Regions from separate parts of the Mus musculus genome. Here regions 1, 2 and 3 are each linked to region 4. A link is a loop called in an ENCODE intact Hi-C map of the cell type or tissue named here. Cell type or tissue: left cerebral cortex. All regions are shown on one strand. Each heading gives the region's core, and the rest is flanking DNA. Links, peaks and the distances in the headings are about the cores only. Region 1 holds the start of Grm7 (glutamate receptor, metabotropic 7). Region 2 has its middle 82 kb from the start of Gm6749. Region 3 has its middle 5.5 kb from the start of Gm6749. Region 4 has its middle 270 kb from the start of Gm6749.

Region 1 (5,000 bases), core at 1-5,000, 1.5 Mb before region 4:
CTGGCCTGGACATCACCCACCAGCAGGTCCCTCATAAAACTCCTACCCTCCGGGAAAGCATGTGAGCAAGAGTCACTTCTTAGACTTGGGCAGCACAATCCTGCAGGCACCAACTTGCACAGCTAAGAGAAAGGGTTGGCTGGATCTGGCTACCACCAAAGGAGTGAGCAAGCCCTGGGTTAATAAGAAAGTCATACTCAAACTGACTTGAGGCAAGAACATGAGTGTGAGAAAAGGAAACAGGGGTTGAGAAATGCCTATGAGGAAGGGAAACCAAACAAGGAAACAGAGAAGCATAAGGACACCTTGTCAGAGTTCCCTGAACTCAATTTCTAACCCTCAAAGCTATCCATTTCTACCCAGTGCAGTGCAGTCTAGGAGACAGAGGCTGCAGGGACCAAAGGCAGAGCACTGCGGTTGGAGCCCTAGATCTGCCTTTTTGAACCCAGGGCATAAGACCTGCATAACCCGCTTTAGCACATCCACTGTTCTTGGGCAGAGCAGACTGAGTTTCCCAGCTTAGAGCCTGGAATTCTGGGTGTGGGGCTGCACTAGTGAGGGAGGGGGACAAGGAGCGCAGGGAGCAGTCAGTGAAAGGGATTTTATTTCGCAGTTAGCATGAGCTCATCCCCAGCTGAGGTCTGAAGTGGCAGCAGAAAGCTAGCTGATCGCCCAGCTCCTGCCACCGGCCGGACTGCAAATGCAATTTAGGCGGTGCACAAAATTGCCAGGAGGAAACCAACTCAGGGGGATCACGTCAGCAGGCGGGGTCTCCCCAGTGGGGCGGATACCCCCATGCCTCTGATGCAGATGGGCTACAGGTCGTAAATTCAACCCCAAAGAGACGGGCAATTATCATCCACATGCGGGTAAACCCCAACCCTCTTTTGAAGAAGGGGTTTCTTGAGGTCTTCGAGAATATTTCCATGGAGTCGAGGTTTCCTAAGTGGCTTGGGCATGGGAAGCTGGGGAGTTGAGAAATGCCATTTTCAAAGCATCTTCTAATTTTTCATATTCCTTGTGTCTAACCTGCTCCCCTAGGAGCCCAGACACTTTTACAAGCCTGTTTCCGAACCATATTTCACTCTAATGCAAACCATTTAAATCATCGCCTTGTTTTTTCCGAAGATTGCTTCTTGTAAATGGGACCATAAATCCGGGGAGTCATGCCGTATGGAGTGGAGCGTGGACAGGGAAAGACATAAAAGAGGAGTAAACTAAGCAAGGAAGATACCTCCTTGGGTGGGGTGGGAGGGATTCGACAGGATCTCCAGGGTAGAAATGTTGGAGTGCTGGCCTGACCCCTGCAACCCATGAAGTCCAAACCAGCTTTTAAGGTTAGAGCGCAGGGAGCCACAGAATGCTCCTCCCCAAAGGGAGCGCCCCCCTACCTGGAAAAGCCTCAAGATGTTGGCTACCATGATGGAGACGGAGCTCCCCGAAGCCCCAATCACTCCAACTACTTTCTCTGGCTTGACGAAAACCGGGGGCTCTCCGTTGGTGCAACGCACGTCGGAGGTGTCCTTCTGGATAAGCGCCTGGACGAAAGTGAGCGACTGTTCGAGCGCATAAGTGTCCCTGGAACAAGTGTCCAGGATCCGCGCGCCTAACGTTACGTTGGGCAGCAGGTTGGGATCGCTGTTGATCTGGTCGAGAGCATAAAGCATAGCTTCCAGCCTGTGGATCCCATTCTCCCTCTTGATGTCGCCGCAGGGCACTCCGCTGGGACCCTTGGCGTGCACTGGGAACAGCCCCCCAAGGGTGACGTCCCCCTCGATCCGGATCGAGTGCGGGGCGTACATCTCCTGGCCGCGCGCCGCCGCCGCCAGCACGCACAGGAGCACCTCCAGCACGCAGCAGGGGAACTTCATCAAAGTCAGGACGCGGAGCAGCTTCCCCAGCTGGACCATGCCGCTCCGGATGCTGCTGCGGTAGCGGCGGCGGCGCTGGAGGGGATGCTGGTGGGCTCTCCCAGGTCCCGGCTTCTCGAGGTGAGCTCCTTTCGGGGGAAGCCCCGGGGACTTCTGTAGGCACAGAGGGTGGAGGAGACAGAGGAGGTGCAGCAGGAGAGGGGTGGGGGGTCCCAGGGCGTCAGCCAGTCTTTGGCACCTGGCACTGTAGCTCCGCTGGCCCGTGCACCAGCTTGCGCTCCCCGCTCCCTGGCTTGCCGCTCGCGCTCTCCAACAGCCAAGCACTGGGGAGAGGGCAGGGATTGCTATCGCTTTAAATGGTCGTTGGGCTCCCTCTCCTCCTCCTCCTCCTCCTCCCACTCCCTCTCTCCCTCCCTTGCTTGCTATCCATCTCTCCCCACCCTTCCCAGCGCCCGCCCTCCCCACCGGTTTGCATCATCACGCAGGGAGGGGCTGCGTGCTGAGGTAAGGGGGGGGGGGTGGAGGAATGGGTGGGTGGCCCGGGAGCCGAGAGGTTGCCTGTTCAGGGGAGTTTCGTGGTCCCCAGGGAATCTGTGGATTTCTGGATACTAGTAAGGGCTAAGTAAGCTCTTGTCCCCAACTCTGTGATGGAAACCTCAGGTTCACCAATACCCACGCCCATGTTCTAGGAACTGCAGACATCCACTTGGGATGAGTCGCGATATTGGTGCTGACTTATGGGGAGCCCCTGAGTCTGATCTTTGACTGTCAGCTCTGGCAGAAAGCTAGGGAGTACAGAAGTGGAGCAGCCAGTGAAAGGGGGCGGGAGGAGAGGAGATTCCAGTCTCTAAAGCTAGCTCAGAAAAATACTGGACATTCTGGAACCGGATTCTTGACTAAAGTCCTTAACCAGAGGCTTCTCCTATAGTAGGTACCCTCTATCCTGGAGGGAAGCTGAAGCCAAGAAGAAATCTAAAGTGGTACTCCACCCTCGATCTTCCTAAGGGCCAAGGCTGGTCAAACTAACCACATTCTTCAGCAGGTCAGTGGGGAAATTAACCACTGATTCAGTCAGTGCTTTTCCTTGCCTTTGCTGCAAGAGGAGACACTAAGAACTCCAGCACTTTCCTCTGTAGTGTTGATAGGTGCACTGCTCCCTTCTACCTATTTTCCAAGATACTCCTGGGCTGGTGACAGTTTTTCTTTACAGTTAAGAAACAGCAGGTAAAGTGGGGGAAGGTAAAAGGAAGTAAAAGGAGCTGGAGAAGTCTCTTTAAAGATGCAGATAGTAGGTTTTTGTGGTTTTGTTGTTGTTATTGTTTGCTTGTTTGTTTTCATTTGCTGCCATGGGATTTGGGGAACAAAGCAAAGAATGCTCAGGCAAGTTTCACTGTAGAAGGGAAAGTACCCCTCCTGAAACTAGCCCATTCATGCAACAAGTGTCCTTAGCTCTCTTACAGGGAAATTTAACATTTCTCTGGGACCTTAACTCAACTCTTGGTAATGTTTTCTGCTGTAGTGTGTAAAAGCTATATTGTACAGATTTGAGGGTGATGGAGAGAAAGCCACAAACAAGAATATGCTTTCTGGTGTTGATGAAGAATCTATTGTTAGATATAATATATAGTTCTGTTATATTGCCTCTACCACCAACTACCTGTGTGTCCTTGGTATTTCAGTGCCTCTGCCTGAATTTTAGTTTCCCCATCTGGAAAGTGATGAGATTGAGTTGGATGTCCTCCAAGTTGTCTTTTAACTAAAATCCTTTGTTAAAATAGGCCATGTCCCTTTGGCTACAGCGTTCTTTTTAGGCCAATATTCTCTGTTGCTTTATGCATAGGGAACCAGGACAAAAAATCTTCAGAACCCATCGCCAACCTTAACTGGCACTGTGGACTTTATGTGTTAGGCCAGGTGCTTCTGCTGGGCATCTGTTCTTCTTCCACATATGAATAGTCCATCACTTTCATTTGGGACATGTTCCTCGCTATTTCAATGCTTATGGTTTGAGAACGGAGCCCTCTTCCTATAATGTAGGTGTGGCTTATTAGTTCATGTGATCATTCTAGCCATAGTGCCATGGTCAAAAGAGAGAATAAAGGTCAACCAGAGTCTGAAGAACTCATCTTTGCCTTTGGTGGAGAAGCCAAAACAGAGGCCAGAGACTGGAGCTGGAGGTGGGGCTATCACTGCACCTGGTCACATCTCTGTAAAGTTGGGGGAAAAAAATAGGCCCTCTGCTTAACCCCTTCCTGTCCCTCTTTTGGAAAACTATCATGCTTTTCTGATTTTCCAAGTACAAGATATTTTACTGTCATCTTCAATGAAACTGTACTGTGATTCACATGCAAATTATATACATTATGCATATCAGTCACCCACTGTCTTGATACCTACTACAGCAATGTACACCCAGCATAATTACATATCATGGTGGCTCCTGCAGTGTGCAGCCAGTCTGTACATTGAGGATGTGCTCTGTGTTTGAATCCCAAACTGAGGTAGAGAGCAATGAAGACAGGGATGGAGAGGGGTATGATAGAGTGGATAGGGTCAGAGATGATACTGATGGGAGAAAGGAAGGAGTAAAAGAAAGAGACACAGAGATAGGGGAATGCATAGTCTAGAAAAACACATAGAGTGGGGGACAAATAGAAAGTCATCTCAATAAATTACTTCAGAACTCCCCCCATCCCCTATCCAGGCATACTTGAAGCAATATTTCTAGGGTTTTCCACTTATATGCATATGTGTTTTCTTTCTATTGTTTGAAGTCAAGAGCAGTCTTGTAACTCTTCTATTGTAATGCCCTACATCAGAATGCTGAGTGAAGTAGTTGGGATAGGGATTCTGTCAATATAGAGTTGTCGAAGCTGCAAAAGAAGAAAAAGCAAATGGAACAACTGAAAGGAATACAGTCAACAGCACACGAGGACAAGGATGCCTGATTTTAAATACCAGTGGCTTGGGCTCTCTTTAGTGAAAATGGAATCTTTCTTTTATTTTGAATTTCATGCTATGCTTTAGAAAGTTGCTACCAAATAGTACTCAGGGATGAGTTACAAGTAATCACTAGTTTTCTCCTGCACATGTATTCATCCATTCTCTCCCATTGCCCTCTCCCATCCC
Region 2 (8,061 bases), core at 1,510-6,509, 190 kb after region 4:
GTTCATGCCTTGAGTTCCTGCCTTGGCTTCTTTCCATGGTAGTCTATAACCTATAAAATAAAATGAACCTTTTCCTCCCCTAAGTTGTTATTGGTCAGAGTCTTATTACACAAACAGAAAAAGCTAATTAGAACAGTTTCCAGCCTATGTTAGAACCCTAAAAATTAACTGAAAACATGTGGCTTATTTGCATACATGAGAACATAATGACTCTAGTCTTCCAAGTCTCTAAGTCCAGCACTTAGAAAATGCAAGACAAATAGGTAATTGCTGAATGTGATTGAAGTCTCATCTCTCATGAGGAAAATGCAGCTTGTTCATGTTCAGTGGCACACATGAGTTCTCTCAAACCATAAAATCTACCCTATGCTACACACACTCACCTCCTGCCTTAGCACCTCCATTGCTATATGAATTTATACAAAATATTGGCCCCTCCTGGACCTTTCCATAGTGTATTTGTTTAATAATTCAACAGCCTCTTAACATTCTGAGTCTTCATAACTTTGACCTCATGAAAGCCAAGTGAACAATCACTATTGCTAAAATGTATTTCTTCCTCATTATAATTTTATATACATTAATATATTCTTGTATCTACATACAAACATTTAAATAATATCTCCTTCTCCACTCTCTTTCACTTGCCCTTGGCAATCAGCTCATTCACTTATACCTGGCTGAGAGATGTACCACAGTGCTGTGTTCTATTTAAGGATATTTCCCTGGAGGCCTTGGTAGTTCTTGTTATAATTTGACATTAAAAATAAATAACAAAGAATCACTCAGCAGGCTCCAGGTTCCTTCCACCTCAGGTGGGCTCCAAACTCATGCCAAGAATCTAAAAGGTCAGAGGGACCTCCCAGCACTTTTTTTTTTAATGGATGGAGGGAACTGGAAGTGGTAGGGCACACACATGCCAGTGGCCAGGCTGACAGAGAGAAACACTGTCACACTGCATCCAAGAAAAGGCTGCATGTGGACTTCAAGATCCGGTGTATTCAAGTGCAGAGCTCTAAAGGCATTCCTTGGGGCAGCTGGAAGAAGTTGTCTCAGCTAATTATAATTTCCCAAACCACACAGAACAATAGAGGAGAGTATTTCTCTTTTAGTGGGGGGGGGGGGGGCGGAGGGGAGAGGGGAGTGGTGCACACACTCATAAAGAAGCCAGTAGAATTAGATTTTTCCAGGATCCTACTTTCAGGGAAATAATTGGAAAGAATACTTTGAAACAGAGTTACCACCCTCGCCCAAAGCTTTTATGAGCAAACTCCTTAGTCCTCCATTATCTCGGTCCTTGCAAGAGACAACAGGGTATTCTTTACCCACAAAGAAACTTTCAGAGGTACAGAGGCCACAACCACACTGGCAAATGACCCAGTTCAGTATTCTCTCTATGCTACCTAATGGGCTTCATTCCTTTGGGTGAGCCATATCAGCCCATCAGTAAGAAGCCCCGCCCCCAGATCACGACCTCTTCTCTTGAGCCCTCTCACATTTGTGCTTCAGCTAAACTTCTAGCAAAAGTCCCAGGGAATTCTGTTCCAAGGATTCACTCAGGGATTCTAGCTAGATAGGGCTCCACAATTTTGTAATGACACAACGCCAGGGAAGAAAGGCTGGAGAACTGTGGACAGTGTTTTTTAAGGCCCAAGTCCAGAAGTAACACATACCCGCTCTACTTATGTTTCTTTGATATGAAGTAGTCATGTGGCCTCAGTGAACTCCCTGGAGGACTAAGATTGTAAAGGAATAAATACAATCCCAGGAACACATTCTTGCCGGGCCACACAGGCCTTCAAATGACTTGACCGCTGACTTAGCCATCCCTTAGAATTAGATAGGGTCAGGGTCAGTTCCATACTCCTCCATTCAGTGCCTTGGCAATTTATGGAACACAAGAGGCTTTACTCTCCTCTCACATACAATGGTGGGGGTGCACAAGAGTAACAATAACAAATCTTTCACCAAGGTTTTGGAAGTCACGCGAGCAGATTCATCCCAAGTACTTGCAATGGTATCTGAAACATGCATAACATACAATCATGATGATGGTGTTGGTGGTGATAATATTTTCCTAGAGTGAAAATCATGACACAGAAAAGTATTGAAAAATGTTACCATTTTATAAGTTTTGCTTGTTTTGATGTATAACACTCTCATGTGTGTCTGTGTGTGTGTGCTCATGCACACACATACACACAAGTGCCACTGCCATAATCAACCTCTTTAAAAATGTATCACCCTGAGGTTTTCTAGTATCCACATCCCCAGTGCTAACAGTGTCTTTTCTATGGTTGTTGCTAAGAATTGTTGAAGATTGTTTTAAACTGCTGCCATCTCTTCACTTCTTGATTAATGATAGTTATACATCACAGCTATCACCATGACCATTTCCCTTCAGCTAGTGTGCCCTATTCCCATCCCTCTGCCATTTCCATGTTAGCCAGCCCCTAAGCCCACCCCTAGCATACAGGGACCATGCCAGTCCTATCAGCACACCATTCTTAAGGCATAGACCCTTGACTTCTCTTATTGCCAGTGACCACACCAGTCCTTCAACTCTTCCATGTTCAATGTTTAGGTCCTCCAATAAGATCATTTTCTATAAGACAGTAATTTTTCCATTTCTAGTAACAGTTCACTGTAATGACATTAACAATGTATACTATTATCCCAGTATCATCTAGTTACAGCACAACAGCATTTCTCCCACTTTAGCATGCTTCAGAGTCCCATAGACAGTTTATTAACACACAGCCAGCTAGGCTACAGAATTCCCTGATTATGAAGATGTGGGATGCCAGGACCTGAGATTCTCTTTTCTAGTGGTAATGTAGATGATGGTGATTGGTCCTGGACCCACACTTTGAAACACACTGTTGTATTAACACAAAGCATGCTGCCTTTTGTCACCACTTTTAACCCTTGTAGCTGCCTTTGAGGTAAACACAGTTGAAGTAATAAGGAGATCAAATACACGCATTGATTTGATCAAATGCACCCTACTGATATGCAAGCCTCCAACTCCTCCCGGTTTAGTATTGACTCCCTGGACCACCAGGAGACAGTGCGTATTGCTGACATGCAATATTATGACATTCAATAGTTGATTATACATTGAAACAAAAACAAAAAAAGTTTCCCTTCTTTATTTTTGATCGAAATCTAATACTCCAAAGCCAGATATATTCATCTTCATTTAATTACTGAAGTTCACTTAGTTAAAATAGAATCATTTTCTCTCATGAATGAAGCCCTATTCATACCAACAATAGTGATACCAGAGCTACAACCACCACCCATATCAACTGACATCAGGCCCCTGGCTTCTCTGAGAGCCAGAGTTCTTCCTCTGGGATCCCTACCTGTCCTTAGTGTTTGCCTCCAAGGCTGCTGGTGCCATTTGGTAAAGAAAGAGGAGGGATAGAGAGGAAGGGAGGGAAGGAGGAAAGGAGGGAGGGAGCAAGGGATAGCACTTCCTTGGAGTAGCATCTAGACTGTTTAGTATCCAGAAAACTCTGGTAAACCAAAGTTCCTTTCTTGTGACCACACTGCCCTCTACAGGCCCACTAAATTGCAGACAGAAATAATACCACTGCTTCCCTGCCAGGAAAAGATGTTCTGAGGCCAAAGAGCAGAAATGGGTAGGGGCAGAGGGCAGGGGGCAGGAAGATATGCCAGAGGATTTGCGACGGTTTGGATTTTGAGAACAGAGAAAAGAGGAAATAGTAGTAGCCTCTGTGATCTTCCAGGGATGTTTTTCCTGTGCAAGTGCCTTTCACCTTGTCATGGGAAGTGATTTGCACAAAACATGGAGATCATTAACATTCACAGGCAGTTGGTTCCATACCCAAATGTGGACAAACTTCAGAATAACTGATTTTTTTCTGCATTGGAGCAATAATAATAATATAAATTAATATAGCACTTTACAGTGAACTCCTTACACCATCTCTCATTTAATCTTCACAGTGATTCTGAGACATGTCAACCAGCAACACTGTTTGTGTTTTAATGAGCAAACTGGAGCCTGCATAAATTAAATGACTTGTCAAAGAAACTGAGATGGGAGAATTATATATCTGTGCCTTGAATTAATGTCATCTCCTCTCCTCCTCTGGGTTGTTTGTTTTGTATCTGTTGTGGTTGGTTGAGACAGAGATTCACTCTGTAGTTCAACCTAGCCTGGAACTCAAGGTGTGGCTCAAACTAGTTTGAACTCACTCCCTGTCTGCTTCTGCCTCCTGCTCCATCATGCCCAGGTGAACTCCTGTGTTTTTACCAAGTTCTTCCGATTCAAAAGCAATCCAAAGCTAGCAAATTCCTCCTACCTAAATACACCTGAGAAAGAAAGAAAGAAAGAAAGAAAGAAAGAAAGAAAGAAAGAAAGAAAGAAAGGAAGGAAGGAAGGAAGGAAGGAAGGAAGGAAGGAAGGAAGAGACAGATAAATAGGCATCAAACTAGTAGCTAAAATCATGTGTTTCTTGTAAAGTTTTAGGTGCTGTTGATTATAATTATACCCACTTTAAAGAGTGGAAATCAAGGGCTTAGAAAATTTCAGTGATCTACCATATGGCAGGTAGTCAGATTTCTCTGTCTCCAAAGCCAAATGTCTAGCCTCTTGACCCATTTGGGAGAAGCTCTAAATATCAGTGCCATGTGAAGCTTAGACCATCCAAGTGTCTATGTCTTCCCAAAGCTCATCCTATTCCTGCCTGTGCCCTGTCCCACTCCTATCTCCTTTCCTCACCCCTCCACCACCTCAGCCTCAAGAGCCAGCTCATGAATTCTAGTATAACACCTGCTAGAAATAAGACATGCTTCGCAACCCCTCCCAGTCTCTAGGAACATCGGTAGCTCTGAATACCGGGGGGGGGGGGGGGAATGGGTTCTATAAGCATCCCATCATGGAGGGGAAAGAACTCATAAGATTTCTGAGGATCTGTAGGTGGTTAATAGTCACTAGAAGAGGGAGATGTGTTTTCTACAGTTATACATCACACTTCTAAGTTCCCCCATGTTCCTGTACGGACCTTAATTGAGCTCATTTTGGGAGGAGGAGGTAGAAGAGGAGGCGGGAGAGGAGATGCAACATCCCCGATTATTGTCTTCCATGCAATACAAGTTTTGTAATTTATAGTGAACACATAAAGGTTGCTCTTTACTTTGGGGGTGATGACGGGTGAATGCAGAAAAAAAGTTCTCTGTGTGCTCTAGGAAAACAACAGCAGCAACCACTTAATATTCCCAGGGTTTGTTAAGGAGACATTCTGCCAGCCCCTCCTAGGTATAATCTGAAGTGTTAATTGGTTTCGTACGTTGGTTGCTACACATGCTTCTCACTTCTTCATCTGCTTCATGAAAATCCAAATAAGACGACCAGAAAAGCATCCAAGCATTTTAACAACAAAAGTTTGAGAGCTGGGCAGAGGAAAGTGATATACATGATAGCTGACATGGAATTTATGCAGCAAAATGGGGGGGGGGGGAATCCTCACAAGTTGTTAAAGGTAACCCACTTCTTAAGTCTTCACCCCTCCTCTTTCCTGTCATAGGAATACGAAGTTTCCAACAGTAGTTAGAGCCACAAAATCAGAACCCCTAAGCAGATCTGCAGGTGCTTCTTGGAGTCTTCTGTGTTCACTTTCTAGGGCAGCTTGTAAAAGGCAGCCCTCCTGGGAGGCTTTAATAGGAAAACTGTAGTACTAAGTTCTTTTTTTTTTTTCCATTTTTTATTAGGTATTTCGCTCATTTACATTTGCAATGCTATACCAAAAGTCCCCCATAGCCACCCACCCCCTCTCCCCTACCCACCCACTCCCCTTTTATGGCCCTGGCGTTCCCCTGTACTGGGGCATATAAAGTTTGCGTGTCCAATGGGCCTCTCTTTCCAGTGATGGCCGACTAGGCCATCTTTTGATGCATATGCAGCTAGAGTCAAGAGCTCCGGGGTACTGGTTAGTTCATAATGTTGTTCCACCTATAGGGTTGCAGATCCCTTTAGCTTCTTTGGTACTTTCTCTAGCTCCTTCATTGGGGGCCATGTGATCCATCCAATAGCCGACTGTGAGCATCCACTTCTATGTTTGCTAGGCCCAGGCATACTCTGACAAGAGACAGCTATATCAGGGTCCTTTCAGCATAATCTTGCTAGTGTATGCAATGGTGTCAGCATTTGGAAGCTGATTATGGGATGGATCCCCGGATATGCTAGTGTCTACATGGTCCATCCTTTTATCTCAGCTCCAAACTTTGTCTCTGTAACTCCTTCCAAGGGTGTTTTGTTCCCACTTCTAAGAAGGGGCATAGTGTTCACACTTCAGTCTTCATTTTTCTTGAGTTTCATGTGTTTAGGAAATTGTATCTTATATCTTGGGTATCTTAGGTTTTGGGCTAATATCCACTTATCAGTGAGTACATATTGTGTGAGTTTCTTTGTGAATGTGTTACCTCACTCAGGATGATGCCCTCCAGGTCCATCCATTTGGCTAGGAATTTCATAAATTCATTCTTTTTAATAGCTGAGTAGTACTCCATTGTGTAGATGTACCACATTTTCTGTATCCATTCCTCTGTTGAGGGGCATCTGGGATCCTTCCAGCTTCTGGCTATTATAAATAAGGCTGCTATGAACATAGTGGAGCATGTGTCCTTCTTACCAGTTGGGGCATCTTCTGGATATATGCCCAGGAGAGGTATTGCTGGATCCTCCGGTAGTACTATATCCAGTTTTCTGAGGAACCGCCAGACTGATTTCCATAGTGGTTGTACAAGCCTGCAATCCCACCAACAATGGAGGAGTGTTCCTCTTTCTCCACATCCACGCCAGCATCTGCTGTCACCTGAATTTTTGATCTTAGCCATTCTGACTGGTGTGAGGTGGAATCTCAGGGTTGTTTTGATTTGCATTTCCCTGATGATTAAGGATGTTGAGCATTTTTTCAGGTGCTTCTCTGCCATTCGGTATTCCTCAGGTGAGAATTCTTTGTTCAGTTCTGAGCCCCATTTTTTAATGGGGTTATTTGATTTTCTGAAGTCCACCTTCTTGAGTTCTTTATATATGTTGGATATTAGTCCCCTATCTGATTTAGGATAGGTAAAGATCCTTTCCCAATCTGTTGGTGGTCTTTTTGTCTTATTGACGGTGTCTTTTGCCTTGCAGAAACTTTGGAGTTTCATTAGGTCCCATTTGTCAATTCTCGATCTTACAGAGCAAGCCATTGCTGTTCTGTTCAGGAATTTTTCCCCTGTACCCATATCTTCAAGGCTTTTCCCCACTTTCTCCTCTATAAGTTTCAGTGTCTCTGGTTTTATGTGAAGTTCCTTGATCCACTTAGATTTGACCTTAGTACAAGGAGATAAGTATGGATCGATTCGCATTCTTCTACATGATAACAACCAGTTGTGCCAGCACCAATTGTTGAAAATGCTGTCTTTCTTCCACTAGATGGTTTTAGCTCCCTTGTCGAAGATCAAGTGACCATAGGTGTGTGGGTTCATTTCTGGGTCTTCAATTCTATTCCATTGGTCTACTTGTCTGTCTCTATACCAGTACCATGCAGTTTTTATCACAATTGCCCTGTAGTAAAGCTTTAGGTCAGGCATGGTGATTCCACCAGAGGTTCTTTTATCCTTGAGAAGAGTTTTTGCTATCCTAGGTTTTTTGTTATTCCAGATGAATTTGCAAATTGCTCCTTCTAATTCGTTGAAGAATTGAGTTGGAATTTTGATGGGGATTGCATTGAATCTGTAGATTGCTTTTGGCAAGATAGCCATTTTTACAATGTTGATCCTGCCAATCCATGAGCATGGGAGATCTTTCCATCTTCTGAGATCTTCTTTAATTTCTTTCTTCAGAGACTTGAAGTTTTTATCATACAGATCTTTTACTTCCTTAGTTAGAGTCACGCCGAGATATTTTATATTATTTGTGACTATTGAGAAGGGTGTTGTTTCCCTAATTTCTTTCTCAGCCTGTTTATTCTTTGTGTAGAGAAAGGCCATTGACTTGTTTGAGTTAATTTTATATCCAGCTACTTCACCAAAGCTGTTTATCAG
Region 3 (8,061 bases), core at 1,517-6,516, 270 kb after region 4:
CAGTGCAAAGAGAGAGAAAGGAGAGAAGGCAGATTCCTGGGAGAGTTTTAGCGAGATAGGTTGGAGAGAAAGCAAGCTAGACACGGGTAAAGGAAGAATGAGCCAGAGAATGAGAAGACGATAAGTTAGAACAGATTGCCAGAGTTAGTTTGAGGCCAAGCAGAACAATTCGGTCAGAGCCCAAGAAAGAAGATGGATTGAATCAGTCAGCTTGAAGAGGAGTTTGAGCCAGGACAGCTGAGTTTAACCAGCCAGTCAGAGCTCTGAAAGGATAAGAAAGGGTAAATGTATTTATAAATTGGAGGCTGAAAACATTCTAGGCCTAGATAAGATTGTAGAGAGGAGGCTAGAAGCTTCCGGGACTAGGCTGAGATTAGCAGATGAGGTCAGTAAGCCTCAGAGATGACAGTTCCAACAGAATCAAAGTTTCTTTTACATGGTCTTCCCAGTGCAAGGATTAAAACAAATACGGAAGCAGCCATTCTGCTACTCAAGAAAATACAGGTAGCTGCCTCTTCACCCAAATAACTATCCTCAGCCCCTATTTCCGCCTCAAAGCTCTGGCTATTGTTTGCTATTATACTGTGTAGTAATTTAAATAAGAATGGCCTCCGTAGGCTCATATACTTGAATATTTGGTCCTCAGTAGGAATGTTTGGGAAAGATTAGAAGATGTGGCCTTGTTGAAGACGGTGTGTCACTAGAGGTGGAATTTGAAGTTTTAAAAGCACATGTTATCCCCAGTTAACTCAGACTCTCTCTACCTTCTGGTTGTTGTCTCAGTGTGTAAGCTCTAACTTACTGCTCCAACACTATGCCTGCCTACCTGCTGTCATGTTTCCCACCAATGGTCATGGACTCTGATCCCCTGAACTATGAGCCCTCAAACTAAGTACTTTCTTTTATAAGTTGTCTTGGTCATGGTGGTTTTTGATAGCAATAAAAAAGTAACTAAGGAGCCGGGCTTGGTGGCGCACGCCTTTAATCCCAGCACTCGGGAGGCAGAGGCAGGTGGATTTCTGAGTTCGAGGCCAGCCTGGTCTACAAAGTGAGTTCCACGACAACCAGGGCCATACAGAGAAACCCTGTCTTGGAAAAAAGAGAGAAAGAAAGAGAGAGAGAGAGAGAGAGAGAGAGAGAGGGAGGGAGGGAGGGAGGGAGGGAGGGAGGAAGGAAGGAAGGAAGGAAGGAAGGAAGGAAGGAAGGAAGAGAAAGAAAGAAAGAAAGAAAGAAAGAAAGAAAGAAAGAAAGAAAGAAAGAAAGAAAGAAAGAAAGAAGGAAGTAACTAAGGTGTAGTGTTTGCTTGTTTGTTTGTTTATACAAAGGCATAATTACATCACCATATTCCCACTTGTGTTAGGAATACCTGGTACATAATAGTACTTAGTATTTGTTGAATAACTGAGTCTGAAGTAGCAAACTACCTTTCACCTATTAATAACACATAGGCTAGGCAACAAGATAACATTAGAGAGTAAAATAAATAAATAACCATTTATGAGTACACCTAATAGATGCTTAATAGATGCTCACTGTCCACACACACAGGAGAGCGGGGAACAGCTCCCATCCTTGCTCCTGTAAGCTTAAGGCTGGAAATTCCCCTTTATCACAAAGGATGGGTTCCAAACCCCCCAGGAGTGCCTTAAATCGTAGACGGTACTACTGATCCCCATATATGCTCTTATCTTCCTATTGATACCTATGATAGTTTATCTTCTAAATTAGGAAAAGTTAGAAGAAATTAGCAGTGATAGTAAAAACAAGACAATCACAACAACGTTCTATAATAAACATAAAACTTACTACTTGCTTATTTTTAGAATTTTCCATTTAGTATTTTTGGTCTTCAATTGACCATAGGAAATTGAAAACTGGGATATGGAAACTGCAGACAACAGGGACATAACAAATAGATCTCAAGGTATGTCACACCTGGTACAGAGGAAGGGACCCCGACCCTCACATTGGGAAAGCTGCATCTTTATTGGGACTCACCGAGCCAGCTCTTTACTGCACAGGGGGGCCAGGGTCTGATCTCCAAGAGTTTCACGTGTAGTATGTTTGGAGTGTGGCCCTTAAATATGCACAGCTGACCAGTTCCCAAGTGGTGTGGCTGCTATTTCAGAAGCCACATTTGTAAGAAACAAGTTCTCCTGGGGAGACTGCCTCTTTCTACAGTTTTTCCCATGCTAATGCAACAGCTACTGAACAGCAGAGTCCATAGGGATGGAAAGCAGGTAGCCACTTTTGCAATCCTTGTTAAATCAGTCCCCGAAGGATTTGAGGGCCAGACAGGGCAATAGTCTCCCAGCAAACTCTCAGTGCTGTGATCCACTGAGGGATCTTGGACCACCTGAGAAAGGAGTGCTGTTCAGGGGGCCAGTGGGCAATAAGAAAACCAATAACAACAAAGTTTTCATGGCCTCAAGAAAAGGCTTCTAAATATAACTGTAGGTTTTTAGGCTTCTACTTTTAAATGCTATCCAACTGTGGAAAAAGGTCATTTTCTCCCATGGCCTTAAAGACATCCTGTGTTTCAGACTCCTCTGAAAGGTGGAGTCTGATTTCCTGCTGTCGGAAATGGTTTAGCAGCCACTCCCAGGGATTCATATTCAAGTCTGAGGACCACTGTCCAGTAGCAAAGCCATAAAGAGATCACAAAGGAGAACTCTGATGTAGTCTCAGAACTACGAGCTGTAGCTGAAAAGAGAGTAGATGGGAGGAGGAGGAGGAGGAGGGGGAGGGGGGAGGAGGAGGAGAGGGAGGAGGAGGAGGGGGAGGAGGGGAAGGGGGAGGGGAGGGGGAGGGGAGGGGGAGGATGAGGAGGGGAAGGGGGAGGGGAGGGGGAGGGGAGGGGGAGGGGGGAGGAGGATTTGCTAAGCATATCCATCTTTTGTCGTCCAAGCCTCTGAACATCACTGACTGAACCACCTCCCAAAACCTATGTGACAGGCTGAAAATCAGGAGACCTGGGAAGAATACTAATTTGGAGAAGAGTCTGGCTTCAGTCCCACAACTGTTGATGACGGCTCCTGTCTTCTGCTTATATAGCTCATGGAAACTGAAAACAGACAGGAAGCAGTAGGAGGGTCTAGGAAGTAGAGAAGCCGCTGGTGGTGATAGGTGACAAGAAAGAGAGGCTCAGAAAGCCCCGAGGGGAACCTCCCAATCTGGCATTGTTCTTGATTGCGTGTGGAGACAGGGGCAGCCTTCTAAGCTTTGTCTCATATCCTTGTCCAGCTGAAAACAATGTCACAAACGAAAAGGAAACCACCCACCTGAACACCGAGAAAACCCTGGTGTGCTTTCCAGAGAACGAGTCTCCGTTTCTCCTTTCCCATTCTTATTGCTGGTGCTGAACTATTGCCATCTAACTAAGCAGTGTGTGGCCCTTCCCTACACCTCAGGATTACTCTCTGGAAAATGAAAATGCTGAGCACAGGATACTGTATTAGCCAGGTCACACACATTTAAGACCTGCGACTCGACAACTAAGACCCCCACACAGATGTGATGTTCTCATTACGACCACCACCCCTCATTGCAGTCAGCACACACACCAGGACTTTAACACAAGCTTCCAAAGGACCATGAGATCATATTTTATACTATGTTTTTTTTCTTGTTTTTTTTTTTCTGAGACAGGGTCTGTGCTATATTTAAAAATACTAGATTGGTTTTGTTTTTTGTTTGTTTGGGGTTTGGGAACAGTTATTTTTTTTTCACCTCCTGGGCTGTTCTAACTCTATTTTCCGCAGGCACCACTAGAAAAAGCAAAGCAATAGTGGTCTCTTGTGGAAATGAACAGTATTTGCAACTATATTTATAACCTAACACTGAAACACAGGATGTCTTTAAGGCCATGGGAGAAAATGACCCTTTTCCACAGTTGGATAGCATTTAAAAGTAGAGGCCTAAAAACCTACAGTTATATTTAGAAGCCTTTTCTTGAGGCCATGAAAACTATGTTGTTATTGGTTTTCTTATTGCCCACTGGCCCCCTGAACAGCACTTCTCTAATTCCCAGGAACAGTCTGAGGCAAGTTCAAGAGACTCTGAGATTCCGTGATCCAGCAAGTCCCGATGGCACTGTAGAAGCAAATAGCTACATTTTCATTAAAAGCTCTTTTCATGAGGGAGCTACAAAAATTAAACCCTTTCTACCCAGAGACCCACTCAGAAGTGTTCTAGTAACCTATTGGCAACTGTTCTTCTTTGTTTGTGGCCCCGGAAGGCAAAGAGTAAGGGTACACTAGAACCAACAGGGTTGGACGAATCACAAATACCTGGTGAGTTTCTCCAAGGGATGATGTGCATGTGCCCTGCCCCATAACCTGATGGATGTTGTGGGCATTGTTTGCACTGCACCAGAACAAACTAAATCTCTGACTTATATTTCACAACTTGGGAAAGCAGATATCATTAGCGTGTTAAAATGCACTTAATGAGATTTAGCATTCACACTGTCTTCAACTCACAACTCCAGCTGCCAAAACAGATTATCAGCTTGGGAGTTTACGGGACGAGCTTCATTTTCTCACAGTTCTGGAGGCTACAAGCCCCTGGACTAGTGCATCGCCTGGTTCTGGGGAGAGTGGTTTCCCCTTTGCATCTTGGCAGCTTCCCGTTTTTAAATGACAAAGCGGCAGATGTAGGTGACTCTTCCTCAGGAAAACACGAATCCCATCATGAGGGATCCTTCTGCCTTCATTAATTTAATCAACTCCCAAAGGCCCCACATCCTAATCCCATACTCAGGCCTGAATTTCAACAGGGGAATGGGAAAGAAGGGGCCTAAATCTTCAGTCCCTAACACAGAGAGACTGCTATGCAAGCTGTGCAAAACTGTCACCAGTATTTGCCTTAAAAGGCCTCTATGTGTTACTCCATGATCAATCACATCTGATGAAAGAAATAAAAGGAAAAAGACCTTGTTTTGAGAATCCGTAGATAAAGTGGCTTTAGAACCAACGCTGGTAGCCATCAGCTGGAAGCCGAATGAATGGGAGCTGGACAGAGATTTCACAAGATGACCCTTCTGCCAGGGTGACTTCCGGGTGCCTACAACCAGTGTCCTCACGGGGGCTTCCAATGGTGTCAGCCAATGGTCTGAGTCCAAAGAATCACTCTAGAACTGTTAGCCAGACCCTGACCCAGGTCGGACCCTGGTTCTTCAGATGATAAGTACAAATTCAATATACTGTAAATAAAGACATACGCATGTAAGTTTTACTTACAGGTTCTGGGCAAGGAGGGCTTCAAGTGTATTCAGTTCTCCTGTGAACGTGGGGTGAGGCAGAAATGAAGCTGTTCCAACAGACAGGAAGTCTGGGTGTATAGAAGCAACCCTTCTCCAGGATTGCTGACAGACAGGGTTCCTTGCTTGTGTAGCAGTTTGAGAGAAGTCGTGGACGGGAAGTGGGGGGCCTGGATGCTAGGCTTAGAGCTGCCTCCACATTCTTTTCATTTTTATTGCTGAAATACGATATTTTCAGTTTCTCAGCCTCATAATAATATCAGGTATGGGTTCAGTCTCATGAAGCAGGTCCTTAATCCAACATAAAAATTGTTTTGTTACTGTGTTGATTAATTTTATGTCAACTTGACAGGAACGACAGTTGTTTGGGAAGAGGGACTCTCAGTTGAGAAAATGCCTTTATAGCATTTACCTGTGGCAAGTCTATAAGTGCATTAATGGTTGATGAAGTGGAGGGTCAGACCACAGGAGGAGCTGACACCATAGGCAGGTGGGCCAGGTAGTATAAGAAAGCAGTCTGAACAAGCCAGAAGAAGCAATCAAACAGACTGGAGAGATGGCTCAGGGGTTAAGAACATTGACTGTTCTTTTGAAGGTCCTGAGTTCAAATTCCAGCAACTAACTATATGGTGGCTCACAAACATCCATAATGAGATCTGGCACCCCCTTCTGGTGTGTCTGAAGACAGCTACTTAGATGTAATAATTAATAAACCTTTAGGCTGGAGCGAACAGGGCTGGGGCAAGCAGAGGTCCTGAATTCAAATTCCCAGCAACCACATGATGGCTCACAACCATTAGTACAGCTACAGTGTACCCATATACATTAGATAGATAGATAAATAAATAAATAAATAAATAAATATTTTAAAAAAAAGAAAAGAAGATGAAGAAGAAGAAGAAGCAATCAAACCAGCAATACTCCTCCATGGGCTGTCCTTCAGTTCTTGTCTCCTGGTTTCTGCCTTGAGTTTCTGCCATGACTCCTCCCAGTGATGAAATGCGACCTGATAGTTGTAAGCTGAAATAAGTCCGTTCCTCCCCCGGGATCTTTTGATCATGGTGTTTTGTCACATCAGTAGAAGCCCTTACTTAGGGCAGTTACTGCCATAACATTTGTGCTACTATTGCATCGTGGGCATATTGTATTAGAGCTCTCAGGGTGTGGATCCACGTCTGCTGGGCACTGCCTCTTGGGGAGACCAAATGCAAGGAGTTTGACTGAATTTATTCCACGCCACCACCTAGGATGGTGCCAGATTGTAGGAAGCACCAAGACACCGCTCTGGGGGTGGGAAAGCACAGTCTGAGATTCAGGAAGCTGGAGCTGGTTCAGGGGTTCCCCGAGGCGTGTGACAAGGCCGGGCTGTGGGGTTCTCAGACTCTTGGACGTCCAGATACTACTGGGAATCATGGAAGAGCTGAGAACAGAGTTGGGGGAGAGGGAAGCCCATGAGCTGGGGCCAGCATCTAGACTGGGCAGGAGAAAGGGGAGCTCCAGCTTGTCCCAGCAGTGATTGTCCTTTGCTTGGTGACAGGCTGGGAGCACAAAGAGGCCTTCTATGGGAGAATTAAGTTGCAGCTCTGTAGTCAAATGCCTTCTTCACAGCTCCCCACAAAGGATCTTGATGAAAGAGACATTCTATGGTTTTAAACAATTTATTGGCTGTTCATGGTGGAAAATGGATGCATACTGTACCATATCCACTTCTCAGGGTGGAGCTGAGATTAAATACCTTTTGCAGAGAGGAATGTCTGGGAATGGAATCTTATTGGCTAAGCCTTTCAGGCCTCTAGGTACCTCATTAGCATGGGAAAACTCTGTTTTGGGCCTACATGACTATAGGACCTGTTTCTTTATGTGAGAAGCATAGCATGTATTCCAGGCCAGGAATCAGGCAGGGAGCGGGGTGTCGCCTAAGTCTCAGGTGTGTGCCCACTGAGTCTCTGGATCTCAACCTCTCTACCTTATCAAACTTCCTGGCATGGTTTTATGTCCTATATCAGGATTTATAGCTCAGTGAAACTGAAGAATACATTTCTCCTTCTGTAGCATGTATAGTACCTTCCATCACTGTAAAGGCTAGCCAGTGGGGGTGGAGATTCTAGTTGAGCACCAGCTAGAGTTCCCCATAGTCTATGCCATAAGTGTGTGGTATCTTCTCAAGTAGAAAATTCTGGTTTCTTTGGAGACTCGGTTGTGTCATGTGATGTTTTCTTCTGGAAGCAGTCTTATGAGAGGATGTTTTTGCTGAGAGCAGACACGTGGTTAGTGTCTTTCTGGAAGCAGCTCGGGAATAATGCACGTGATACATTGCTAGAACATATGCTTGAGAGAACACATGATGTTTGGAAAGGCTATAAGTATAACCCAACAGGCAGGGAATGGAGCTGTTTGGTATGGGTGTGCCTTACCATTCTCTGCTGGGCATCGTTGGGCTTTGCTGACACTGATCTTCACTGATGACACCGTATGGTATTGATTCACCTTGCCATTCTTTGCTGGCCATGGTTTGTCATAACTTCTAATGGTGTTGCTGTGGCTTCTTGCCACTTTCTCAGACTCAGGCCGATTGGCAGAGCCTCAAGATTTCTTCTGGCTTCAGTTGCTGATTTGTGAACGGTGTTTGTGGGTGGATCAAGCTGCTGCTACTGCTGATTCCTGTGAACCCAACAGCTGATATCCTGACAACACAGATTAGGTTTGCTCCAAAGAACAATTTCTAAACAGGTTCACATGCCCCTTTGCTCTATTAACCTTTTCCTTCCCACTACCTCTGGTGGGTGGTGAGCTAGAAGGGA
Region 4 (8,061 bases), core at 1,221-6,220:
GTCATTTGGCTCCAGCCCTTCCTTTCAGCCTTCTTGATGTATTCATGTGTGCCGGAAAGACTCACGAGTCACAGGAAGACAAGCCCAGCTGTGTGCCAGAGATAATTATTTCAGAATAATTAAAATAGGCTATGGGCTGCTAAAGTAAACACCAAAACGTGGTTGTGCGCTTTCTTATCTACCTAGCCCATTCTTAAGAAACTGCTTGCTAGAATTTGGGCCTCGCAGCCCTAGTGAGCTAATCACACCTCCTCAGCAGCCTGAGTAAGTAAGTAAGCATCATCTCTGTGTAGAAACCTTCCTAGAGCACAAGAGAAAAGACGTTGTTGTGAAATCAGATTACCCCAAGGTGACTGGATACACCCTTCCCTACCAGTGAGATCCTTCTAAAACAGATACCAAACATATGGAACTAACTGGAGTGCCACCAGCTAACAGTGCGAGGAGAAAGCAGAGACAGAGGGAATGGAAGAGCTGCCCATCCTCCCTTGTCCTCACGCTTGTGTTCTGTGGCCTATTTTATGTATCTTGCGTCATCTATGTCCCCCTCTATCAGATCTGGTCCTCTGCAGCAGCATCTGAGATGGGGATTCTTGTGCAAGTATTTTATGCAATATCAAATATTCTCAGAGATAAGAGGGAGAGTCTGCAGTCCAGGGGAAAGATTCAAATACATCCTAGGTTACTCTCTGTCTAAAGCCAAGAAGTGCTCAAAAAGTGTAAAGTATAGCATAACTTGGACCATGAAGAACTGGAGAGGGTTACTCTGCAGTTGTCAGTCATGGCCGGTGACAATTCCTGTGTTTGTGAATGGAGGGCACTGCCATAGGACAAGGACAATCAGGAAAGAAGGACTAGTTATAAGCCATTGGCACCAGCACCCACAGCAGCTGGGATAGGGGAGAAGGAGAGCCCCGCAAGGTAATTAGATCTACACAGAGCATCCAGAGCACCTGCTAAGCTCTTTAAATTGTCTTATGGTATCTGACAGAGAATCCACAGCCTGCAAGAGATCTCAAAGTAGAGCTCCAAATGGCCCTATGTCCCTCCCCCAAATAACCATGGCTTACGTAGGCCCACTAAAGTGGTTTTAAAAATATGCATGTGTGAAATCAACAAGAGCAAGGATGCAGGTTTCATCTGATTCACTTCAGAGTACATGATCCTCTTGACCTCAGAAGTCTCTTCTGATTTCCTGAAGCATCCAAGTACTCACGTGGGCTCTGCCATGAAATCCTTCCTGATAACTGTTAGTGAGAATGAAGCGCTCCCTCTCAACCCGGCACACTCCTCAGAGACCTATCTGGGGGCAAGGGAAGTATGCAAACTACTATTCCACATCTGCGAAAGGGAGTAGTTGTTTTTCTCTTTGACGGTTGGAAGATCAGGAGGACGATGACGGAAGCTCACATTTCCTGGGCTTGCTGTGTGCCAGTTGTCATTCTCAATGTTGACATCCACATTCTCGTTTACTTTTCAAGATAACACTGTGAGGTAAGAATAGCTGCCCCCATTTTCTCACATAAGAATAATGCAATGCTGAGGAGCTGAGGAGCTATCACAGGACTGGAAGTGGGAGAACCCGGATCTCAGGAAAGCCTGACTCCTGTGTACTCACTGTTAAGTGGATATTAGCCCAAAAGCTCCAAACACCCAAGGTACAATTCACAGACCACATGAAGCTCAAGAAGAAGGAAGACCAAAGTGTAGGTGCTTTGGTCCTTCTTAGAAGGAGAACAAAATACTCACAGGAGCAAATATGGAGATAAAGTATGGAGCAGAGACTGAAGGAAAGGCCATCCAAAGACTGTCCCATGTGGGGATTCATCCCATATACAGTCTTCAAACCCAGACACTATTGTGGATGTCAAGAACTGTATGCTGACAGGAGCCTGATACAGCTGTCTCCTGATAGGCCCTTCCAGAGTCTTACAAATACAGAGGCAGGTGCTCGAAGTGTGGGGTCCCCAATAGAGGAGTTAGAGATAGGACTCTAGATCTGAAGGGGTTTGTAACCCCATAGGAAGAACAGCAATATCAACCAACCAGCCCCGTCCCCAGAGCTCCCAGGGAATAAACCATCAACCAAGGAGTACACATGGCTCCAGCTGCATATGTAGCAGAGGATGGCCTTGTCATGCATCAATGGGAAGAGAGGTCCTTGGTCCTATGAAGACTCAATAGATGCCCCAGTGTAGGGGAATCTGGGGTGGGGAGGTGGGAAGGTGGGAGTGGTTATGGGGGTGGAGTAACACCTTCATAGAAGCGGGGTGTGGGGGAGAGAATGGGATATGCAGTTTCCAGGAGGCGGGGAAACCAGGAAACATTTGAAGTGTAAATAAAGAAGCTATCCAACGAAAGAGAAAGAGAGAGAGAGAGAGAGAGAGAGAGAGAGAGAGAGAGAGAGAGAGAGACTCCAGAAACCACAGAAACATCAGAGGAAACCATGTAAACTCCAGGGATAATGCAGCAATGTTCAGTCTCCGAAGCAGCAATGAAGACATGTAGGACAACAGGTACTTCTTAATGCTCTGATTTCTGTCTTACTAGTGACATAGGCCGAATCCCGCAGAACATAAGTTCCACTGAGATAAATGAATGTGAAAGTGTCTAGTTTGGCTCCCAGCACCCAGTAGGTACTCAGTTACTGTTCATATAATGCCTGTGGAATAAAGGATGTTATTTTACCACCCTCTTTCTCAAGATATTACTGGAGGAAACAGAACTCTACAATATCAGTGAACGGATTCCAAAATTACTAAACCAAACTGGATGGATGTTAGAGAGAGGGAAGCGGCGCAATTAAGATGAAAGAGCGTGGGAAAGGTGGAGAGGGAAAAAAGAAAAGTGAGACAAAAACAGAGAGAGGAGAGAAGCCAGGTTTCTACTGCTAGGATGCGCTGGCACCCGCAGTCAGCTGGATGCCTCTAATACATGGCACGATTTGATTTGAAAGCATCAAATGTAGTTCGCATCCGTAATTAGATTTCCTATGCATGCCCAGATCTAAAAGGGGAAATGTTCACCTGAACTGGAAGGGCATTGAATGAGAATGCACATTCATTTTCCCCTGCTTCTGCAAGCCCCTTGCTTTTTGCCAGTCCCCTGCTTTTTCCATAAATTCTCTCTTCCACAAGGTTCTCCCTCTCCTTCGATCCTTTGACACCACAGCGCCACCTAGCGTTCCTATATGTACATGGGTGACGCATGCTAGACTGGAGCCTGAGGGAGATTTTAACATCACTAGTATGCTACAGGGGGACCATTCATCAGTCCGGTGACAACCCTAGCTAAAGCGAAATTGCCACTCAGCATTTCAAATTGCAGGCTCTCTCTTCTCCTCTACAGGATGCCTGGCTCTTCCTCCACCCCAAAGCGCTTTCTCACAAGAATAAATGGGTAATTCAAGGAGAAGTAAAGTCTCCCAGGAAATTAGACATGGTGGCGGGGCAGCGACAGATTTTCTTACACTTCGACTAAAACGATGTGTGGCTAAAAGGAAAAAAGTCTCAATAGCGTTAGTGACTCCTGGAAGTGACCCTGAAGGGGATGTGCCTTCCTTTTTTAAGATCACACAGAAGGCAACTGTTGGAGATTGAAAGACTGTAGTTGGCCTCAGGCCCAAAATTCATGCCAATCATTACACACGCGAACGCGCGCGCGCGCGCACACACACACACACACACACAGAGAGAGAGAGAGAGAGAGAGAGAGAGAGAGAGAGAGAGAGAGAGAGAGAGAGAGAAGAGTTATCTGGATGCACAGTGCTTGCTGTGGGGAAGTATATCGGTCTTCAGTCACACAGGCCAGGTCTGATCACTTCTCAGACAGCAGCCCATGGACACCCCAAAACACATTTTTCCACTGTGTCCTGGTGGACCAGACTGAATCTTCAGTCTAATCTTGGAAATGGTACTTGTCCCTGTACTATCCCATCCTCTCAGCTCAGGCCTACCTTCTTCATTCTGCTCTGCAATGCAAGGCTGGAAATCAGCAATTTTCCAGGTGCATTTTTGACTGGCCTCTACATGGTTGGACCTTCACTGGAAGATGTTGGAGGTACTGTGAAAGAACACACACATGTGCACACATGCATGCACACACAGTATCATGGAAACACATAAACAGAGGCACACACACACTCACACGCACATGCAAACACATAGGCATGCACACACAGTGGGATTTCTAAGTGGGCTAAATACCTGATATAAGACAATTCCCAGAGTCTGAACACTAGCCAGCCAGCAGCAACCTTCAATCCCACACCCAGTGCAGGAATTTCTATACCTAGATTTTGCTCCTAAAGACCTGAGTGCTTCTCGGGTTCCTTACCTGGGCTGCTTCAATACTCACCCCTATGTTCCAGCTTTACAACACTGAGTAACCAGAACTCTGGTATTAATACACTCAGCTGGATAGTTCTAGCATGACTTTAGACCCTTGACTTTGTATTGTAAATGCTAACACTGATAGCCAAGAGTACAAAAAGCTGAAATGGCTTTTAAGAGACCAAGAACTTCTTTATAAGTACTACCTGTTCCACGATGGCACCAAACTCAGTTAAGAGCAGGCAGCCAAGCAGGCAGGGGGTTACATCTTAACTATGGCTAGAGAAGACTCGTGGGTTAAGAGTGCTTGTTGCTCTTGCAGATATACTGGATTCAGCTCCTAGGACTACATAGCGCTGACTCCAGTTTCAGACGATCCAACTCCCTCTTCTGGCTTCCATGGATACTGCACGTGCATGGTATACAGACAGACACACAGGCAGGCAAAACAGCCGTAGAATAAATAAATCTAAAAAGACAGTTTGAGAAACCTTATTTTGTCTGCTATCTATAGAGCCCTGGATAAGCTACATAGTCATCCGTCTTCGTTTTCTCATCTATGATATGTAGACACCCATAACTCTGAGTTTATAGAGTTATGGGGAGTAGATGGTACACTTTTTAAGGACTTGTGCAGATCGTGATATACAGTTAATGGCAGGGCTGTGGACCCTGAGAGTCAGCCTGGTAAGGCCAAGCAAAAGGCTTGAAGCCCCAGAGACCCTGAAGGAACGGTAGAAGCTTTGTCTGCTCCCAGCACCAGGCACCTGTCAAGTAGCTACACATATTCCCTTAAATTTGTGGCCATCAGTCACTCAAGGGCAATGGCCCAAGCCCTGCCACGGATAAATGAGGCATCCCTAACATCTCAGACAAGACAATAGGAAAAGAGACTTGACCTGTGGTCACATAGACTCAAGACAGAGTTCTCCCTGTTAATGAGGTGTCTAGAGGGCCCGGGGGGCATAGCCAATAAGCTTTCTTTCGCAAACATTCCTCCCTGCAAAAGGTATATAATCTCAGGTGCACCCTGAGAACTGGGGTGTGGTTTTAAGCATTCACTTTCCACCATGACATGAACTGGCTCTTTTCATTGAGATCTGCCGTGGGGAGCCATGGAGAAGGCCTTTGCCTACAGAACCACAGTCTAGACTCCTGTAGAAGGCCTCTCTGCACTCCCAGTCGCAACCACCACTAAGTCTGCCAGCATCAAGCCAAGGACTTTCCCTGCTGGAACTAGCTAGAGCTCCCCTTTCTCTGGCCCCAGCCCGGGGACCTCCTAGCCAGCTCTGGCTTCCCCATACCTCAGACTTCACACTCTGCTTTCCCATCCCTGGGCTTCCCTACAGCCCCACACCCGCCCCAGTGGAGGCATGGGATAAGTGCAGTCAAACTCCTTGGGTTCTGCCTCCCCGAGTGGCTGTTCACACCAGTGGAGCAGATTCAGACCCACCAACCCTACAGTTAACCTTACATAATGAATATTTACTATTTCGTTGATTAGAGGAGGGGAAGATTCTGTTATTTAGCACAGCCTGGTCTGGAACTTGCAATCATCCTTTAAAGTGCTGAGATGCTGGGATTACAGGAATGCATCATTAAGCCTGGTCCTGACCTCATAATGATTTTTATTATCATCACCACATTTTCCCAATGAGGAAGTTCTATAGCTGTATGTCCCAAGGGTAGTCACCATGAGAAGGGGAGTGTTGTCATAGTTTCAATTGTCAACTCGCTACAACCTGGAGAGATTCTGTGAGGCATTGCTTACACTGTATGCCTGTGGGCATGTCTACAGGGGATTATCTTAATTGAATTAATTAAAGTAGGAAAATGAGCCCCCTGAGAGTTACAGCAAAATGAACTGAGCAGTACCAGTACCAGGCATGCAGTCATTGAACTGTAACCCTGATTGTGGATGTGGCCAACTTCCCTTAAGTCCTTGCCTCTGCGACTTAACTGTTATAATGGCCTTAACCTGGAACTAGGAGCTAAAGTTAACCACTTCTCCCAGTGTTGCTTGGTCACATTGTTTTGTCACAGCAACTGAAGGAAACTAATTATTACGTTTTCTTATCTCTTGCTATCTTTCTTATAGGATGATGTGGTGAAAGTACCCCTGCCCCTTGACACTGTTCAACCTTAGACTTGAAAGCCCCCAGAACTGGAAAATTAATCTCTGCTCTGTATAAACTCTAGCCTCAGGTAATCTGTTCCAGCACCAGAAATGGACTTCCTGGGAGGGAAATTCCAGCCTCTGGATTGACTCTGAGAGCTACTACTATGGGCACTATGAATCTTTGGGAAGATGACAAAGCAATGACGTAACTAAGACTAATGCCAGGAAGAAAGCTTTCAGTGTGAGGAAAGAAGCGTCTATCAGACTGCAGCAAATGGCTTTACACGTGTTGACTCACTTAATTTGAACAAGCAGCACGTAAGGGGGGTAAACAGATTAAAGATAAGAGCAGAACTCCATATGTAGAACAAGCATTGACAAACCTGGTACAAATCACACAGCTAAGCACTCAGCTAATCCTCGGGCCCCGTGCCCCTGGCTGTTTACCTCCTAGCAAGAGAAACAATGGTTTGATGGTTACGGAAAAAGAGACTGAAAAGAAGAAGGAGGAAAGGAGGTATCATTCTGGGAAGAGATATCGAACAGCAAATGCACTCTGTGCTTTATTTCTTTACATCTCAGCACAGGGGCATCACTTGAGGCCAAGCAGTACTGCTGACTGGGGAAATACCAACTAGTGTAGGTATGAAGGAAACAAAGGCTTTTAACCCTCAGGGCACTCTCAGAATCTTGAACTTTGATGAATTCTAAAATTTAAAAGGCCTACTGGATAAATAGACATCCATATGACTTTCCACACCAAGTATTCGATTCCACACAAACTACCAACAAATAACTCATTTCCATGATAAAGACAGATGCTAGGACATATATATACATAGAGATTTGTGGCATGGTTCTATCTTTAGGTAGAAGCATATTGTAATGGTCCTATGCTAAGCTCTTGACATACTCTTAAAGTTAAGAATGGAGCCCTGTGTTAAATTATCTGCCTAGTATATACAAAGCCCTGGGTTTTCTTCCCAGGACTACAAGGGAAATCACACTACAGAAAATTGTTTCTAATAAAATAGACAAGCACTTTCCATACCATGACTGACTCTGCCAAGGCTCAGCCCAATGGGGCCTTGTAATGAGAATGAAACGTTGGAGAGGCCCCTTGAACAACAGGGTAGCTGGGAAAAGATCCCACAGGACTTAGACAACGCCAGAAACCCTTCACAAAACAGGGAACTGGAGGGAGGACTCATGACACAGTCTAAAAAGCTCTTGGTCGTGTGCCCAAATTTGTCAAAAGAGAGGACTTGGCAAAATGCTTACCACAGAATCACTAAAAACCATAAAAATAAAAACCTCCCACACATGATCCTCTATTTCCCGCCCACCTGCTTAGAGCAAATGGCATCAAGGCAATACAACATCAAAAGTGATTGCGAAAGCAGGAGACTGCCCCCTAACCGAGGACACAAAAAAGGAGTTTTATGTTATAGTAGTCTACGTTACTCGCCCTAACTAATATGCCATGTATATTACATAAAGATATGCCCAGTTCTTTACTCTTCTACTTGGGTACTTTATTGAAATGAAGTAGCAAAATGAAGACAGAGGATACTGCAGGGCAGATTAAGAACGTTCTTCTGGGGCTTCCCC

What was found. A loop is a pair of places that touch in the nucleus more often than their neighbours do. Peaks named below come from ENCODE experiments on the same cell type or tissue, not always from the same donor. Only the 100,000 strongest peaks of a DNase experiment are listed, where the experiment ranks them.
Region 1: a loop joins it to region 4, with 8 times the contacts of the local background. A loop is called at or near these places in 4 of 42 quality-filtered maps.
Region 2: a loop joins it to region 4, with 4 times the contacts of the local background. A loop is called at or near these places in 3 of 42 quality-filtered maps.
Region 3: a loop joins it to region 4, with 2.9 times the contacts of the local background. A loop is called at or near these places in 11 of 42 quality-filtered maps.

Annotation. Positions count from the first base shown.
Region 1 is chr6:110,642,778-110,647,777 of GRCm38, reverse strand. Grm7 (glutamate receptor, metabotropic 7) reads right to left here and starts at 2,180. Exons shown (of 10, transcript NM_177328.3): 1 at 1,392-2,180. The coding sequence starts at 1,910. It overlaps Gm20387 (a long non-coding RNA gene), which reads left to right and starts at 2,383. Exons shown (of 4, transcript XR_001785349.2): 1 at 2,383-2,913. In left cerebral cortex, for the core only: no CTCF peak of the experiment used is centred there; DNase peaks (open chromatin) are centred at 1,599, 1,835, 2,225, 3,608 and 3 more places; H3K4me3 peaks cover 3,119 bases; H3K27ac peaks cover 2,911 bases.
Region 2 is chr6:108,958,963-108,967,023 of GRCm38, reverse strand. No RefSeq gene overlaps it. Among named protein-coding and RNA genes, the nearest start is that of Gm6749, 82 kb to the right of the region's middle. In left cerebral cortex, for the core only: a CTCF peak has its summit at 3,564 (motif pointing left); DNase peaks (open chromatin) are centred at 3,554 and 5,223.
Region 3 is chr6:108,871,252-108,879,312 of GRCm38, reverse strand. No RefSeq gene overlaps it. Among named protein-coding and RNA genes, the nearest start is that of Gm6749, 5.5 kb to the left of the region's middle. In left cerebral cortex, for the core only: a CTCF peak has its summit at 3,793; DNase peaks (open chromatin) are centred at 3,172 and 3,790; H3K4me3 peaks cover 355 bases; H3K27ac peaks cover 433 bases.
Region 4 is chr6:109,145,904-109,153,964 of GRCm38, reverse strand. No RefSeq gene overlaps it. Among named protein-coding and RNA genes, the nearest start is that of Gm6749, 270 kb to the right of the region's middle. In left cerebral cortex, for the core only: CTCF peaks have their summits at 3,180 (motif pointing left) and 4,728 (motif pointing left); DNase peaks (open chromatin) are centred at 3,165 and 4,688; H3K4me3 peaks cover 740 bases; H3K27ac peaks cover 808 bases.